Regions from separate parts of the Homo sapiens genome. Here region 2 is linked to region 1. A link is a contact called in ENCODE Hi-C data. All regions are on one chromosome and are shown on one strand. The core of a region is the stretch at or near the end of the contact, and the rest is flanking DNA. Distances in the headings are between cores, read along the strand shown. Region 1 has its middle 22 kb from the start of MIR4300. Region 2 overlaps LOC101929174 (a long non-coding RNA gene).

What was found. A loop is a pair of places that touch in the nucleus more often than their neighbours do. Pooled maps may share reads with other maps.
Region 2: a loop to region 1 is called in a map with no recorded cell type, with 8 times the contacts of the local background. The contact joins two enhancer-like sites. A Hi-C loop is called at or near these places in 2 of 37 single-sample maps with no recorded cell type and 4 of 50 pooled maps.

The regions. Positions count from the first base shown.
Region 1 is chr11:81,865,100-81,872,002 of GRCh38, reverse strand. No RefSeq gene overlaps it. Among named protein-coding and RNA genes, the nearest start is that of MIR4300, 22 kb to the left of the region's middle. RefSeq lists an enhancer at 1,890-1,959. Within about 2 kb of position 2,507, at least 4 of the 41 ENCODE cell types and tissues checked have a DNase peak (open chromatin) inside an H3K27ac peak, as active enhancers do.
Region 2 is chr11:88,352,023-88,358,925 of GRCh38, reverse strand. All of the region lies in intron 1 of LOC101929174 (a long non-coding RNA gene), which reads right to left. Among named protein-coding and RNA genes, the nearest start is that of CTSC, 18 kb to the right of the region's middle. RefSeq lists a cis regulatory region at 1,173-1,378. Within about 2 kb of position 1,250, at least 3 of the 41 ENCODE cell types and tissues checked have a DNase peak (open chromatin) inside an H3K27ac peak, as active enhancers do.

The DNA of each region.
Region 1 (6,903 bases), core at 1,258-3,757:
AAGATTACAGAGATAGTTCTCAGTGAGAAAGTATTTATTATATCAAATTAATTGAGTAAATTGTTTGCCAAGATATTAAGTTGTTTTGATATGGTATACTTTTCTACTTATAGTAATATTTTTCTAATCAATGCATAATTCAATTGTGTATAAAATTTATGGAAATATGCTAGTCCTCAGTTTTGCATCCAAAATTAATACCTTGAGTTTACATGAGATACTACACATGATCTATAATACCTATGGATAGCTTTGGCTTTGGACCGGAGCATTTTCACATTAAAGAAAATCCATGAAATTTCTCCATCTTTGGCAGAGTTTCTCATGCATGTGTTTAATATATGAACACCTCATGACCTTTTCAATAGAGAGCTTTATAGCACGTAAATGAAGGCATTGCTTTTCTGCCTCTACATTGACATGCTGAGTTCTAAATACAAACATGGCATGGTCAGAATGAGTGGTAAAGTTTAGCTAATTTTTTAAAATGCTAGTTGTAAAACATGGTATCCCTTTGATCATCCTTTTCTTCTTTTTAAAAATTAATTCTTATGTACCAAGTGCCTTCCCACTAAACCAGAACCTTCTGTCTCTCCATAACTCCTTACTGTGACATCCACATACCAGGTCTTTCTACATCAAATATTCCTAGCCTTGAACCTTTTCTTATTCTCTTAAAATACTGACTGACTTATGCCCCTATATCCAAGATTTTGTTGTGATAGTGCTAACAGAGTAGAGTTGGTCATGGGCATATCTTTTAGCTTATTTACCTTGCTTCTTCAAGTGTATAATAAAAGATGGAGTTGAACTTGGTGATTTCTAAGCTTTCTTTTATTTAAATGTCACTGTGCATGTATAATTCCACTTTTGAGCTTGTCTTAATGTTTCTCACATGGACCTTTTTTTTTCATTGATGAGCAGTATAATAGAATTTGAAAGGAGTCTAGGCTATTTGCATCATTGACTCACCAGTCATCATGTCTCCACTTGAAAATTTTCAGCAACAGGAAGTCTTATTCCTTTATGAGAAAGAGGTTTCTATTTGTTGGTAGTTATGAATATTAGAAAGTATTTTATTATAGGAAACCTAGGACCAATGGTTGGTCTTACACCAACTGCACCTTCAGGAAGTCCGTTCAAAGGCCAGGAGAACATCTAAGTGAGTGCTTCGGGGTTTTCTTATCCTGGGTAACCTCTTTCCATTTGGAATACTATAACTCAGCACACAATAGTTATTGGAAGCAGTGTGGTATAATGACATAGCACTGTTAAAGTCTGTGTTTGAAATGCTACTTCAGTTGATAGCTGTTTTACCAGGAGCTTGCTATTTAGCATATGTAAATTGTCTACTTTAATGTCTAGAACATCGTCACTATAATGTTTCTTTTTGTCTCAAAACACAACTAAAATGTTAAAATTAAACTTCTTTTACCAAGTTCTCATGGTTTTTTGCTCATAAATCTATTAGAGGGACTATATTGCAATTGTTATTTTCTTTTACATGGATCTTCACTCTTTATCCTTTACCAGAGAGTTTTGGGTACAAGAGCTCTCCATTTTCATCCCTGTATCCACAGTGGTTGGACCACTGAATGTTCTTAATACAGAGAGAGTAAAAGAATGTGCTTAAAGTTGTTGTTAGTGGGCTGGTTCAGTTTCTTGACTTTGCTGCACCAACGAATTTGAGAGAGAGTCTAAAGTAAAGGTAGGCGAGGAAACTTTATTGCAAAGTGAAACTACACTCTGCTAGGTCACAGTAGGCTGCTCCACAATGAGACAACACCAACTAACACTGGAGAAACTCCTTCTACAGGAGTCTTACATGATTAGTTGTGAAGGGGTGGAAATGTGCATTGTTGTTAAGCGTATTGTGGGTGGTCTCCTTAATGCCCATGTGCTATTGTTGTACATGCTAGTATATACCTCATATGTCTTATTAGCATTTTAATTCTCCACCCACTGATGTGGTTTTCATTATTATAATGAGCATAGGTCAGCCCAAGTATACTAATCATAGGTTTCTGCATTTGCATGAATTTGGGGATTTTCCCTTCTGTTCTTTTACCTCCTTGCTGCAGGATGCTCTAACCACAAGCCCAGGATGTGGTTTGGCCACTATTGAGTGGTTTGTTCTCTCCATCTATTTGGTAAGTTTGTTCCTCTTTAAGAGAGCATATAACCACACTATCTAATCTACCTTAATGTCACATCTGTACTAGATGCCATACAAGCACCACAGAGCAGCATGAGAAGATATTTTCTATTCCTCTGGATTTTATATCCCTCTTCACACAACATGGAACTCCTTTTCATATCAAATCACCAAAGCTGTTTCACATGAACTGCTCTGTGGGTTAAGGGGAAAAATAAGAGCCATTGTTTCACAGTGTCTTGCCATTTGGGGTGTAATATTTAGTGATATGCAGCATATGTCTCCTGCTGAAGCAACAGGGGAATCACAGGCTGGTTTCTCAGCAGCCTCACAGATTAACTGCAAAGATGAAGTGTGGCATAAACCTTCATTTGCTCAGACTGGCATATGCCCCTCGCCCATTCTGCTGAGTCCCTTCACACCTATCTCTTTCTCTCTCTCTCTCTCCCCCCACACACATATTTCCTAGCTCTGCTCACTGAAGCAATAACATGCTGATATTCTAACAACAAGCAAACTCAGTGCCCAGACATTTGATTCTAATATTAATTGCTAAAAAAAAAAAGGAACTGAGGCAACTTGGTAAAATATCAAATTTCTGGTGTGGAGAATGTAATAGACAAGATAATACTAGAGTATCTTAGAGTATCTTATAGCTCCAGAAAGTAAGAAATGATTTTAAAAATCCCATAATGATGGGTGTATCAAAAAGGGACATAAGTGTTCTCAATGGCCAAAGCTGGAGCAATTTGTGCAACAGACTAAGTAAAACTTTAGTGTTATAACACAAAGTATAAAATAAATATAAATTAGTCCAGTTATATTTAACTGTTTATTAAACAGTTCATTTATATTAAATAGATTTGATTAAAGTATACTGAATTTAATTACATTTGATTTAAATTTATATTAAATAAATAGGAGCAAACAGACAAACATCCAATGCAAAAGAATTCCAAATAAATTTGATACTCCACTCTCAAGAAATGGAGCATGACTCTCCACTCCTTTAGTGTGGGTTGTGCATGGTGACTTTTCTCCCAAGAGGACAGGATAGAAAGGGAAAAAGCGTAACTTTACAGTGGAGAAACGTGACAACCCTCAGGTTGGTGATCAAGATTGATATTGTTGGGGGTCAGTTATGTTGATATTATGTATAATTGACAGGATGTGTGGAGAACGGCACTCTGTATCTGTGGTCTTTCTTCCCAAAACACATAGCCTTAGTTTTATTTTGGGAAAAACATTAGGGAGACTAAATTGAGGGCTTCTGAAAATAGGATCATTCCATAAAATATCTGATCTTCAAAACTGTTAAAGTAATCAAGAACAAAGAAAGTTTAGGAAACCAGTACAAACCAGCGGACCCTAAGGAAAAATAACAGTTAAATGCAGTATCCTGGATGGAACCCTGAAACAGAGGAAGGAGAAAAAAACTAATAAATTTCAAATACATTATAGAGTTTGGTTAATAACAATTTATCAATATTAGATCATTATTTATGACAAGTGCACCATAGTAATATAAGATAATAATAGGAGAAACCGGAGGTGAGGAATACACAGACTCTACTATCTTCATGATTTTTCTATAAATCTAATACTATTCTAAAATTTATACATGTATCTGTAGGTATATTATAGATATTTACATAAAATACTACACAGCTAAAAATGGGGATTTTGATAGGTGGTTTCTAGAGAATGAATGAGTGAACAATAGCGATATGGTTTGGCTCCATGTCCCCACTCAAATCTCATGTTGAATTGTAATCCCTAATGTTGGGGGAGGGACCTAGTGGGAGGTGCTTGTATCACGGGGGTAGATTTCCCCCTTCCTGTTCTCGTGATAGTGAGTTCTCTGAAGATCTGGTTGTTTGAAAGTGTGTAGCACTTCCCCATTTGCTCTCTCTCTCTCCTTCCTCCATGTGGAGACGTGCTTGCTTCCCCTTCACCCTTCTGCCATGATTGTAAGTTTTCTGAGGCCTGCCCCGCCATGCCACCTGTACAGCCTGCAGAACTGTGAGTCAATTAAACCTCTTCCTTCATAAATTACCCAGTCTCAGGTAGTTCTTTATAGGAGTGTGAGAACTGGCTAATACAAATAGCAAGTACTGGATAAAGACTCTACTCAGGATCAGATTGGTCAGCAATCTGACTATTCTTCAATGCTGTACAGCCCTACTTTGCTTATACCTGGACTTACCTTCAGAAAATAATAACATTCCATTAGGTTAGTGCAAAAGTAATTGCAGTTTTTGCCATTAAAAGTAATGGCAAATATTTTAGTTAAAGACCTTTAAGTATTCATATGCAACCAAACTTAAATTATGAACAATATAGTGTCAAAAATTATCTTTTTTCTTACATATAGTTAAATATAAATGCTCTTGGATCCAGCACAAAATTCTTCTTTCTTTACTTATATGTTCAGGAGCATTAGGTGCATTAAAAAACTGACTTACCTCCCATCGTCCTAACCCAACTCGAAATGAATGATAGACTAAGGGTATATAAGATATAGAAATTTAATTATATTAAACACGCACACACACAAAAAGAGAGAGAGACAAAGAGAGGGAGAGAGAGAGAGAGGGAGAGAAAGAGAGAGAGAGAGAACTAGAACTGGGAGCTTTGAGGGAAAAACAACAGCCACAGAAGATTTAAGTCTCAATAAACAGTTTTATATGCAATTTCCGCAAACATATTTTCATTTGCTATAAAACAGCAAACAGCTTGGGAGGAGAAGCCAGAAATATGCACAGAGAAAGCAAAATAGTGTTAAATAAATACTGGCTTGCAAAAAAGAAATTGCAGGCTATATTGAAATATGCTTATCTTACGGTACTTCAAAATGTAATAAATTTCTCTGACAAACAATAATTTAGTTTGAATTTAAAACAAATTCCCCTTTTGTCCTAAGAAAATACAATGTTAGACTTTGAAAGATGAATGGTTGTTTTTGCTCAGATATTGGTTATTAGCCACATAACTATGCCCTGGTTAGGCTACTTAGATTTTATAGTTGTACTGAGAGAAATTTAGTTAAAGCAATTGTTTGAAAGTTAAGCAAAGATGTCTGAAAAAAGAGAGATGTTAAAACTTATAAGTGAAAGTTAATGCAATTTTCAGTATAAGAAAAAAAAGATTTCAAGGGAAAAACTTGTTTTTTTTTTTTTTGGACAGGGGCTAAAGTGAAACATAGCATGTGTATAATATTTGAATAATTACTTTTATTAGTGTTTGACTTAATACTCATAAAGCTCAAAGCATTTAAGGTTATGAATCAAAAATCAATGAAATCCAAAGAAAGAGTAAATAATCTTGTGCCTGTTCCTTGTTCTATACCAGAATAGAGTAAGATTATATATATATACACACACACACACATACATATGTATAATTTTTTACACATATATATACACATATATGTACATTACACAAAAATATTCACACACGCACCTATGTTCCTAGGGCAGAGAGCGCCAGTGGCTGTTTATTTTGCTTATAGAAATTAGAAAGAATGTGGCTGCTTATTCTTTAAACATCCACTAAATACCTTTATAAAGAAGACATTATTCTTTAAGAATACAGAAATGAAGATTTCTCATAACCTCTTTCTTCATGAGCTTATGGCCCAACAAAGAATATAGAAGAAAATAAAAAATTATAATAGTCTTTCTAGAAAGACTATTGTACCAAATATTTTATTTATGTTTCCCACTGTTCCAGAAAGAATATAAGAAAATTAATAATAATAATAATAATATGACCTGAAAATGGAACAACATGCAATTATGTTCACTGTAACAATTCAGTAACTTAAAAATATTAACAACTTAAATTCCCAGCAAAGGGAATCATTTGAATTAATAATAAAAAATACAGCTAGATATTAAAATATTCTTCACTGCCTTGGAAGTATTTTCATGGAATTATTTTCATAATATAATTAAGAGAAAAACAATACCTAATATAAATATTTTTCAGGAAAAATAATATGCATATAATTATTTAGATTATATATGTATATGTATAATCTCTCTCCACATATACACATATAAACATGCATTATATGTATGCACATAAACACACAAAAAAGAAATAACAGCTGTTTTTGTGATAATGTTTATGACTCAGGGAGAAACAACTGATATAATTAGTTATCATATGTAAATATTTTTTATTTTTGTGTATCCAATTATTTCTACATGTAAATATAAACAAATATAAATCTATATTCTTCTTTTCAGAGAGGGTCAATTTATAGGTTTCTATTTTTATAAGTATGCATTACTTTAAATGATTTTTAGGTGATTTCTATTTCTGACAGTCTGGTGGATTAGATGCTGATGGAAAAGAAGTGAAAGTACATAAAATCTAAAGCATACATTTTTCAATTATTTAAATTTCTTACATATTTACAGGTTAAAAAATATAAATTTTACTCAAAATGTGAACTGTGGAAACTCTTAATTCCACCTTTGACCACATTAAATAACTTTCACTCCCCACATACACAGCTTTTGGATTTTTTTTGTGTGCATCTGCATCCTTCTTGTCATTTATTTATACAAATACAAAAAAAAATCTACCTTTTAATTTTCCTCCTTATTTAGACAAAATATATCATCCTATATATACTGTTATAAACTTCATTTTCTTCCCTAATAAATTCTGGGGGCTTTCCATATTGCTACATAAAATCCTTCTCCATTCTTTTCATGCATGGTTTTTCATCATGTGTA
Region 2 (6,903 bases), core at 1-2,500, 6.5 Mb before region 1:
GGATTACAGGCATGACCCGCTGCGCCCAGCCTATGAGGATTATATTTTTAAGGTAATTCAAAATATCTGAAATAGCAGGTGTTTGATAAAAGCAGTTTTCTCTCCTTTCTTCTGAAATTCAAATAACCAAATTTCACATCGCTGGAATTTTGGTGAATCTTTATACGGGGGAATTATCATGCCTGAATCTCATTCAAATACTTTTCACAATTATAAAATATTCTTTCTTGATTATTCTAATCCACATTTTACTAGCACAGAAAAATTAAGTCAAAGACTTGGTGAGAAAAAGTGGTTTTCCCCAAATGACCAGCTAGTTAATGGTAGAGTGTGGCCTGACATCAGTTTTCACGACTCAGAGGTAGGAAATGCCAAAAGCAGTCTTTCAAAGCTGGTGTGCAGTAGTCCTTCCCACATTTTCATTTTAAATTATTCAAACAAAAATTGTTTATCAATGACAACTTCCATTTTCCCCAACTTGGTAGTACTACCTTTATAGTTAGTTGCTAAATAACATATATTTTGATTAAATAGCTCTGAATTATCTTATATAACTTGTATTTTATTAATCGCAACAGGGTCTATTAATATGCACATATGAGAAAGTCATGCATGAATAGAAGACATACTACTGATTAATATGTGTCTTTGATGCATTTTGCTTCCTCCACTCCATAAATCAACTTCACATGGTCTGAATTTGGAAAACCCGGATATAAAGTTCTTCCTTGTTTATTGTTTTCTGCTTGCTACTCTTTTCTTCTCAAAAGAACTATGAATTTCTTGAAGGTTGGGAGAGCAGATTCTTAGAAAAAATATGAAGAGGATGAAGGTTTTTTATTTTTCTATGTTTCTCCTTTCCTTTTTTCTTAATCTCTGGAAACCTCCCACACTTCAGGGCCCAGGGCCCTCCTACTGTGATGTTCTCTCTGGGCTTTGTATAAATTCAAATCTTTTACCACTTTTTCTAGTATCCCTAAGGGATTTTTGTGGGAAAAATAATCTTAGCTAACTTTGATGACGCGTATTTTGTTACAGTTCTCAGAAGTGTTTGTATTTTAACCACAGGCAATTACATTCAATAAATATTTATTGAAGCCTATTCTAAACCTGAATAGTGTCAATTACAGGACCTTCCTGCCATGCCCACCACCTATAAAGATGCTAAGGAAGGCAGACAAATAAATAAATTAAATGAAGCATGCAGTCAATATGGTGATGAAAGCAGGTACGCTGTGTAGCTGTTGTACAGAAGAAGGAATGACTAAGCATTCTTGGTATAACAGGGAGGGCTTTCTCAATGACCCAAAGGAATTCATCATAAAAGTGAAATTTCAGACATCAGTGATAAACTAGTAGAAAAATTGCTACCCCTAAGCTAAATTTCACTGTTTTGTCACATTGAAACTTTATGCAAACAAAATAGAAACTTTCATCTCTTTGCCAAATTTTTCCCTCTGCTAAGTCACCCTACCTAAGTCAGTTTCTCTTTTTCTGTCTCTCTCTGTCTCTCTTTCATCTTCTCCTTCTCTCTCTTGCTCACTAGCTCTAGTTCTCACTCTTGCTCTTACTCTAAAAGCAAAACATCTGCACCATCACAGACTAGCTATAACCTCTCCTCCTCAGATTCAAATCTCTTCCTTGCCTTTAGAAGAATTAATGGTTCCCTTCTTCATGCTCTCCTCACACTGTATTTAAAACTCACAGCCTTTATCATATTCTGCGTATTAAAGTCACTACCACTCAGTTTAGTAGTAATAAACCTTTACATTTCTATTATAAATCTTACAGTTTACAAAATAGTTTCACATATATCATCACATGTGATCCTGACAACAGCTCTTTAAGGTGAGAATTATCTTTGGGTTTTTTTTTTTGTTTTTTTTTTGTTTTTTTTTTGAGACGGAGTCTCACTCTGTCCCCCAGGCTGGAGTGCAGTGGCGCCATCTCGGCTCATTGCAAGCTCCGCCTCTCAGGTTCAAGCCATTCTCTTGCCTCAGCCTCCCGAATAGCTGGGACTACAAGGGCCCGCCACCACGCCCGGCTAAATTTTTTGTATTTTTAGTAGAGACGGGGTTTCACCGTGTTAGCCAGGATGGTCTGGATCTCCTGACCTCGTGATCTGCCCATCTCGGCCTCCCAAAGTGCTGGGATTACAGGCGTGAGCCACCGCTCCCAGCCAAGAATTATCTTTGTTTTATTATGAGAATATCTAAACCTCAGAGAATTTACGCAAGATAATACATTTAGTAAGCAGCTGCCAAAGTTAGGTCTTCTAACGCTAAAGTTATTTCTCTAATGTAATTTTGAGACAATATTCTTTGCATAACATCTTACAAATTGAGGACATCATACTGGATTTGAATGGAGAAAATAAGCTACATATTCTTGAACTTTATAGTTTCCTTGCCTCTTATGTTTAACTATCCAGTAATTTTTATCACACTTTTTTAACATTTATCTTCAAAACTGCAAGTTCTGTTTTTGTTCCAGAAATATTCTGTGGAATTAACATGTGCATAGAGTCAAACTACTTGAACTTTATTTTAAAATATATTTATAAAGGTCTTTCTGCGCATAATGTATTGGATCACTTGACTCAAGTAATTAAACTATATACTGTTAATATTATGACTGGGAAATTTCCTTTAAATTAAGTAATTTCAATTATTCATTCAATTGTAGGTTTGGGTTTTTGCCCCTGCTACATGGAATAACTAAATCATATAATTTAAAGTAGATTCAAGTTTAGACAGAGTATGTCTTGAGCTGTCATTTAATGGAAACGGCTCAGAGAAGTTGCTACATCTAACTAGTGTCAGAAACTTTCCTAGGTTAGCTGACATTTATGAGGCAGGAAGAAACTCAAGTCACTACGTAGCCAACTTTCTGTTTTTCCCACCATAATGAATGTCATGTGCTCATAATAGTAACCCTTTCTAAAACATTAAAAAATATTTACAGTAAAAAAAAAATTTAAAAGTTAAAAAAAATAGGACTTTGGAGAGGCATTTCTCCATGGCATTTCTATAGATCTTGTGTTAGGCTGTTTTTTCAAGGTTGTTCCCATAGCAAAGAGCTTCTTGGAAGCTAGAAATGGTCTCTCCTTACAGGTCAGAGGACAGATTTATTTGCTGACCAGGATATCAAAGATGAGATGTTTCCATCTCCTTCCTGGAGACAATCCGGCATAATCAAGATATTGTCTTTTCCAGAGGAGAGGTGGAGAGGTTTGCCAGAAATCCCTGTATAAAATTAGGATATCCTCATCTGAGAGTTCCTCAATTGTGACAGAGATTCATGGAGTGATTATTATTTACCTGGGCCCATGTCTGCCTTGTCCTCTCCTTCTTTCTTTTAATATTATTAAATAAATATTTTCTATTATTATGAACTCCATGTACAGATTTTTATTAGCTATAAATATTTCCTCATTTACACAAACTGTAATTTTTTGCCCACACCTATATAATTTTCTGTTTTTCTCTACTACAAATATACATTAATAAACATCATTGTTCTTAATTTTGTCTGTGTATTATATTATTTTTAATAGGATAGCTGTGCAGATGTGAAATTATCTAATAAAATGCTAAAAAGATTATTTGAGATTCTTATTTCATTTTACCAAAATGCTTTCCAAAATGTTCAAACCATGTTGTATTCTCACTAGCCATGTCACAATGTGTTTTCATAACTATAATCTTTCACCTCTTCTCCACCACTCATGGTTTTAGCTATTCTGGATTATTCACACTTCCTCAAATTTCTATAGACCTTTTCAACATGTTCTTTCCTTGACTTTAAATGCTGTTGGCATACACAACGCTTACCCAGCAGAGCTCAGCCTATCACTTTCTCAGAGAGTTCTCTGACTTCGTAAACTACCATACATTATCATTATGATACTGACACTTACCTTTGTGATACTCAACCCACATGTACCTGAAGTTTTATTTCTGGCTTAAATTTAAGCTCCATGACAGCAAGGGTCTCATTTGCCATGTTCATTGCTGACTCCTTGCTGCTAACACAGCTTAGCATGGAGTAAGTAAATATGCACTTGTATGAATGAATGAATCTTTATTGAAAAAGTGAATTTTTTTCAATGTTCATAAAAATCTAGTGAGATAGGCATGGCAATTATCCCTAATTTGACCTGTAATGAATCACAGAAATAGTTTGATCTTCTCAACATCCAAATGAGTTGGTGAGAGAGATATAATTATAAGCCAGGTTTCTTGGCTCCTAGCAGATACTTTTTCCAATATATGTTTCAGATATTTTGAGTATTTCTGTGATTTAAAATGACAGTTTTGTGCAAATTGAGTTCTAGGGAGAATCATAGAGATTCTCTAAATATTTATTGTCTCTATGTCTATAGAGATACCTAATAATACCCCTGAATCAATAGTTTTTCTATTAATGGATTCAATTTAACAAAATCAGAAATTATAATCACAGAGGGAACAGTTTGTTTTTTCAGCCTTCTAGGGAACCATGTTAAACTTAGTTCAGCAAATTAGATGATAGTTTCATTTTGACTTTCAGACATGTCATGTGAATCACACGCAGATGGGTTTTTCTTAATTAACTCTTGCAATTATGCAACAGATTTTTTGCCTACAGCTTTTCAATTTTCTAAAGAAAAACCAAGAAAGACAGTCCAGCACGGGACACTAATCTTTATTTATTCCTCCTCATTCCAGGTTCTAAGCAACTAGAAAGTTCAACTTGTGGTAATGTTTCTGTACCCTTTTATGAGAGAAAAATGATAAGCTGACATTTAAAATGTTTAAAAAGCATCTCAGTATATGACACATTGTGGTATAACGGTATAATGAAAACTATCAGGTTTAACATGCTGCTCAGTCTGTAGCACAGAACCACATGCTCATAGTAATGTGCATCAGGAGTGGCCACACTGCAGTTTCAGGGGGCCCTAAGTTCTCTAGAAAGTTGGGGGCTGTTGACTCTAGATTTCTGATCAGTGTCCCAATAAGCTGGGAATATTTGCCAGGAGCCCAACAAATGGGACACCAATTTGACATATGGTCCTGAAGATAGAAGCCAAAGTTCGCTATGACTTAGGGATGGCTGAAGTAAAAATTCATTCATCAAATATTAGACTCAAAACTTCCTTGCTTTCATCATATCATTCTTTCTTACTTGGTCCTTTTTCTGCATATCTTAATTTCTCTTTTATGAACCCCTTTTCTTAAACATTTTTGTTAAATTTTATTTTAAACTATCTTCAGCCCTTTCTTTCCCCTTTTTCCCCTGCATGACATAGCCTTTCTTTGGGTGATCTCTATGCTTGTAACGTCAGCTCTCCTTTATTTAGTGATGACTAATAAAAACTGTGTTAGCCAGCGCCTGAGGTAACCTGAACACCTTGTAAGTATTCTCATTGTCTGCCTATTCCTTGAAGAGAGTAGATGCTCAATAAATATTTATTGCAAGATTGAATGACCATTCCCGAGTCCTACATCAATATTCCCAGCCTTTTACTAGACAACTCCATTATTATATCCCACAGGTGCTTCAAAGACATATCCCCATTTGAATGAACTTTTTTCCAAAAATATCTACTCTCCTGTCATTTCCTCTTGCTTAGTAGCTGCAACACTTACCAGTAGGTACTCCATGTTGAATAGATATTTATTGAATAAATACAGTTTTTAAGATTTAAAAAGTATTATATTTATTATATTATATATGGATGACCATTTATTCAGTATAACCAGAATATCTTTTTAGTCTGTATACAAGTAAGGCAGTGTGGTACACTGGGAAGAAATAAGTATCTAACTTTTCATAAACTGAAAATCAACCAAGCTTTCTAGTTTAGCTACTTATTAACTGCATGTTTATTGAGATGCTTAATGTCTTTGTTTGTAACACTTTTTCATTTCCAAAATGAAGTAAATAATGCCTGCCTTATAGTGCACCTGTAAGGATTAGACAGTGTGAATATGTACAAATTGTCTATAGATAATAGACACTTAATAAACAGTAACTGTTATTATAAAAATGAGGTTGGGCATGGTGGCTCACACCTGTAATCACAGCACTTTGGGAGGCTGAGGCAGGGGGATCACAAGGTCAGGAGTTCAAGACCAGCCTGACCAACGTGGTGAAACATCTCTACTAAAAATACAAAAATTAGCTGGGCATTGTGGCGTGTGCCTGTAATCCCAGCTACTCAGGAGGCTGAGGCAGAAGAATCACTTGAATCTGGGAGGTGGAAGTTGCAGTGAGCCGAGATCGTGCCACCGCACTCCAGCCTGGGTGATAGAGCGAGACTCCATCTCAAAAAAACAAACAAACAAAAAAATGAATTATACCCATACCTGCAGCCTCTCTCCAAGCACTTACCTTTAACTTAATTTCTTTGTTCCTTCTAGTTTATTAATAATACTGTTGTCAGTAATTTGTACCCTACATCAGTGAGAAGGCCTATTAACATTATAGAAGTCAAAAAAGGAAAAAAAATTACAAATTAAAAACATAAGGCACCTAATAACAGTATGAATTTGCATTCCTAGAATTCTCTCCTTGTAAATTCAATCTTAACTAGATGCTAGAATGAGATAAAACCCAGCACTGGCAAGCTGACAAGTGTTTGAGAGAACATTTGTGGCTGAAGGCTTAGGCAGAATTTCCAGAGGAGAGGGCTATAGTGCAACACTTATGAATAGGCAAAAAGCATAAGTTACAAACAAGATATAATGTACATACATGGATGTGTACCAAATAGCATAGCAACTAAATCTATTAAGAACAAATAATTAAAATAACTGAAAAATTAGAGTGAATTTACATTGAAAGATTTCAATTACTCTTTCAGAATTGAAAGTTGTAATAGACAAAAGAAAAAAAAGCAAGTTCATAAAGAGATTT